Linked DNA regions of Mus musculus: region 2 is linked to region 1. Evidence: chromatin loops called from intact Hi-C (ENCODE). Cell type or tissue: heart. All regions are shown on one strand.

The links. A loop is a pair of places that touch in the nucleus more often than their neighbours do. Peaks named below come from ENCODE experiments on the same cell type or tissue, not always from the same donor. Only the 100,000 strongest peaks of a DNase experiment are listed, where the experiment ranks them.
Region 2: a loop joins it to region 1, with 2.2 times the contacts of the local background. A loop is called at or near these places in 3 of 42 quality-filtered maps.

Annotation. Positions count from the first base shown.
Region 1 is chr17:49,471,853-49,474,352 of GRCm38, reverse strand. It overlaps Daam2 (dishevelled associated activator of morphogenesis 2), which reads left to right. Exons shown (of 25, transcript NM_001379372.1): 16 at 961-1,067; 17 at 2,306-2,390. Among named protein-coding and RNA genes, the nearest start is that of Gm41595, 30 kb to the right of the region's middle. In heart, no CTCF peak of the experiment used is centred here; a DNase peak (open chromatin) is centred at 1,532; H3K4me3 peaks cover 833 bases; H3K27ac peaks cover 2,500 bases.
Region 2 is chr17:49,735,446-49,737,945 of GRCm38, reverse strand. The region is part of intron 10 of Kif6 (kinesin family member 6); the gene reads right to left. Among named protein-coding and RNA genes, the nearest start is that of Gm16555, 85 kb to the left of the region's middle. In heart, a CTCF peak has its summit at 1,359 (motif pointing left); no DNase peak of the experiment used is centred here.

The sequences.
Region 1 (2,500 bases):
TTCTGTCTCTTACCCACTGTCTTGGGCTGTAGCCCAGAACTGGGTCCATGAGAGAAGGCTTGCCTGCACAGTCTTCAGCCTTTATCACTCATCCATGTAGGCTTGCATGCAGGAGGGGCCCCAGAGAGAGAGAGGAAATGTGAGAGACGGAGGGGCGGCGAGCAGACCTCTGCCAGCTGTGGAGGCGAGTGCCCACAGAACTGAGAAGGCTTCTAGGTCTATGGTATCAGCTACAGGTGCCAAGGCAAGGCTTGCCAGCATGACTACACATGTTGGGCACTGCACAACTCCAGAGGGAAAAAATCCACAAAGACAATGGCGTGCCTGGCTGGCCCTGGAGTTGTGTGCCTTGGAACATGTGCTCTGGGGAAGTCCCTAGCTGTGTGCTAGAAAGGCTCCCGCATCTCTAGCCCGGGGGGTTCCAACAGAAGGAGGTTTGGGAATCTTTGATTTCTACCTACTGGTATCCCAGAAGTGAATTCACTATGGATTCTGCCTCTGATTTTTCCATATGGCCTTGTAAAACCCTTTAGTCCTGCCACACTGAGATAGGCGGGAGGTCTCCAGGAGTTAGAAACCATGGCCTTATGAGGGTTTGAATCCCTTGGGGAGGCTCTGGGTGGGTATAGATGTCTGCTAAAGCAAACCATATTGCCTGAAGCCACAGAGATTAATTATGGCTTCCATTTGGACCGCTCCTTTCCTGGCTTTCCAAGAGAGGCTGAGCTCTAAGAAGGAGGACCCTTCACGACCCTCCATCTTTTCTAGCCCAGGGTGGTCCTACATCCTCTCTTAAGAGTTGGTGGTTAAACACCTTGCCTCTCACATCTTCTCTTTCTCTTTCTTTACGTCCACTGGGTTAGGGGCATCCCCACATTGAAAGAAGGGTGGGTCTGGGTGGTGGGCATGAAGAGTGGGACATCAACCTCAGTGGTTCCCTTTGTAACTCATCATTTGCAGAAAGAACTGGGCTCCACGGAGGACATCTACATAACCTCCCGCAAGGTTAAAGAGCTGTCAGTCATCGATGGCCGGAGGGCCCAGAACTGTATCATTCTTCTCTCCAAGTAGGTGCTCACCTGTAGCAGGGAAAGGGACCCTCCCCAAAGCCCAAAATGGGTAGTGGAGGGGCTAGGATGTGGATAATTCAGTGGCAGAGTGCTTGTGTGACTGCCTGCCCAGCGTGCACCAGGCCCTGGGCTAATTCTGAGCACTGCCGAACAACAAACTGAGTAGTAGACACCGAGCTGCAGGCCTGGGGAAAGGTGGTAGAGGAATGTGGGGGGGGGGGTGGTGGTGATGCTGGTTCTCTGACATCCCCTGGAGGAGAGAGGGGTGGGTGCTGATCTAGACCTCTGCCCCGCAAGCCCATGTTAAGCAGCGGCATTAGGCTCTGCAGACAGGAAACAGCCCTGGCCATGAAGCTCCAGTAAGCATCTGCCAGCCAGCGGAGCTGCCCTAAGCCCACGGAGGACCCACTGTGCTTAGGCCTGGGAGCCGCATGATCTCAGCCTGCAAGCATTTCCCTGGGCTTAGGAACAAACAAGCAGTATCTGTGTTAACAGCACAGCTTCTGTGTGGGGGCCTCCCCCAGGCAGGGTCAAGGGCACCGCCCCAAGCTCTATTCTTAGTGCCGCCTACGGCCTCCTCTGGGACATCTGCCCCCTTTGCCCTCCCACAAGTCCCTTGGCCTGAGTTTCTTCCATTGAGTTGAGTGGGGGTGGGGATGGGGGTGGGAGTGGGGGGGTGTGACTGGTTCCCTAGAGTCCTCAGTGGTTGTATACCTGGAGGGGTGGAGAACAGCTATGTAGGTGGATGAGTGGTCGGGGGGGGGGGGAGATGGGGGGATCCTGGAAGGCTAGTGGGAGCTGGATGGGAACTGGGTACTCCCAGAGATGGAGAGTTCTGCTGCCCCCTGTTCTGTCCTCCCGTGGAGATGCTGAACACATCTGAGGCAGGAGGGAGGGGTGGAGGAGGAAAAGGAGACTGTCAGAATGCCTCTGCCTGTCTGTCTTAATCTCCTGTGTCTCATCAGTTCCGAGGAAGCCCAAGCAACGCAACAGGGACTCAGGCTTCGATGAGAACTGTAACACTCATTATTGGATATATGGAGTGAATCATATTTCCTCTTTATTAAAATTAGACTCTATTATGAAGTTGGCCTGGGACGGCTTTGTAGAGGAGGCGGGAGAGCAGGTTCAAAGTGAGGGCTGGAGAGGAGAAGATGAGGCCATACTGTATAGAAAGAAATCCCAGGGGCCGTCCCGAGGGCCAGGCCAGACTGCTCAAGGTGGATTCGTTATAGGCTGAAGCTTTCTAATGATGAAATACGGCAGGCCATCTTGCGGATGGATGAACAAGAAGACCTCGCTAAGGACATGCTGGAGCAGGTGAGGACCCTGAGGGGAGGGGAGGCTGCCAACCTGGGGGCAGCCATGCTGCTTTCTACCCCATCCCAGAAAGGCTGAAGCCCTGGGGTCGAAAAGACTTAGATCTGAAG
Region 2 (2,500 bases), 260 kb before region 1:
TACGCAAGCCCAAGAAAAGTGCTATAGCAGCTTAGACTTGAGTTGGTGGGCAGGACAAATTAGAGGCGCTTCCTTGGGGCACTGGACATATTTCGGTATATATTCCTTGGGTTAGATATATTCTATGAACTCAGACTTACACATAATCTTGATGCACTAATTAATTAATTTTTACATCTATTTATTCATTGTGTGTGTGTATGTGTGTGCATGAGTGTGTATACCTTGTGTGTGCATGTGCGTGCTATAACATGCTGCTTCTGGAGGTGAGAGGACAACTAGCCCAGAGACAATAGTTCTTCCCTTCCACCCTGTAGATCAAACTCAAACTCAGCTCATCAGTCCTGGCAGCAAACATGGGTTACTGAGCCAACTTGCCTTCCCTTACATGCTTACATGTCATTTGGAGACAATTCTCTGTTACGATGTGCTTAAGACGAATAGCCCACCCAAATACATTTGCTTATTAGTTGTAAAATTAAAAAGGATTTATCCTGATGGAGCTGGTGACATGGTGCAGGGGGAGCATTCATGGGTACCAAGTCTATAGCCTCAGACAGAACACAGTTCAACACCTCCTCTCAAAAGCCTCAGGGAGTGGGGATAAAACAAACTGTTCCCTCTGAACTCTGGTTAGCCTGTGGATTTGTAAGCAAAATGAGATAAATTAGAAGATAGACTGAAAGGTTCGATTCGTGATGCACGCAGAGTTAGCATCCCCCACCTAGCAAACCCTGAGTGAACAACTAGGATCCTTTGCTGTATCAACAACAAACCTCAACTCAATGCATCTCGCCCTTTTATAAGATTTCACGATGTCCCCTAACAATTTTATAACATGTCTGAGGATTTTTAGTGCAGCTATTATGCAGATGTTGAAATGTGAAATTCAGAAAATGACAAGCAGAAGATTTTTGTTGACGTGTCCAGCGTTTGAAAGGAAAGAACAGAGAATTCGAAGTAAGAGCAGCTCGGGGAGGCACCTGGAAAGTGCACTGTGCTGGTAAAATAGAGTGTTCACATCCTGGTTCCGAGGGGGCAGGGATCCCACAGGAGAGGGCTGAGGTGACAGACATGTGCGTTCCACCTCTCCATGTTGGATGGTACACTTGAGCCACTTGCAAAGTCACCATCTTCCTTCCAGTAAGAAACATCTCCTTTCCAAATTCCTGCTTGCTTCGCACTGGCTTGCATGCAGGCACAGACACAAGAAGGCTTTCTTATCAGTTTTTAAGTTTTCCACAAAGCAGCGCATACTATGGCTGGAGAGATGGCTCATCCGTTAGATTGTGCTCCTTTTACAGAAGACTCAAGTTTGGTTCCCAGCATCCACTTCTGGTGACTCTTAACCTGCTTGTAATTCCAGGTCAAGAGAGGGGAATCTGGCGCCCTCTTCTGGCCACCACAGGCAACTGCATTCTCACACACACACACAAACACACACACACACACACACACACACACACACACAAATTAATCTTTTTTATTAAAAAATTGACACATTAATCTACACATTATGGCATTTACACATACATAGTTGCAAAACTTTAAACAAATTTTCATTTCAGTTTATACAATGATGTAAATTTTATGCATCTGTTGCCTTCATGACATGCCACTACCTCAGTTTTGATTTCCCAAGTACCTTCCAGGTTTTAGCAGAATTTTCTTCCTCTGGGAATACATAGGACCCTGTTATGGTTAACGTGGACAGTGAGACACAGTGCAGTCAGTGTGGATTTAGGAGCATTTTACTAATATCTCATTCTGGCTATTTATAGATTTTGGTTTGTTTAGTCTTTCAAATATACAATATGCATGTGTGTGTGTGTTGTATGTGCATATATGTGCAGGTATACACACCCATGAGTGCATACTAAGATCAGAGAACAACAGGTGTCCTGCTCGGTTATCCTTTGCTTTCCTGGCTTCAGAGCAGGGGCTCTCAGTACCACTGGAGCTAGGCTGGTGGCCAGCCATCCCCCTGTCTTTATGCCCCATTTAGTGCTGGAGTTACAGGCACACATAGCCACACGTGGCTTTTTATGTGAGTGCTAGAAATTTGCACTCAGCCCCCGTGCTTGCCCAGGAACCGCCCATGCTCAGTGAGACATCTCCCAGCCCCTGGATATGCTGCCTTGTGTCAATTTTGAAGGAAAGGCAGCAGCCTGAAATCATGGAGCCTGTGCTATTACAGCCTGATACAAAAACACAAATATTGACTATGAGCATGGTTTAATGTTAAAATTGCAGAACCAGATGCAATTTCACTCTCAGAGATAACTGTGTGTTTTGGAATATTTTTCTATATGCCAAGAGACAATATTTGGTTTTAATGCTGCTATGAAAATCTAGACTACATTTAATGGGAAAAAAGGCATTTTTCCTTCTGCTCATTAATTGAGCAAAGTGATTTTATTGTGATACTTGGAGGTGTGAAGTCAACAAGTCACATTAATTTGTTTAAAGATAATCTTTCATTTTCGGTAGAAACTTTAGG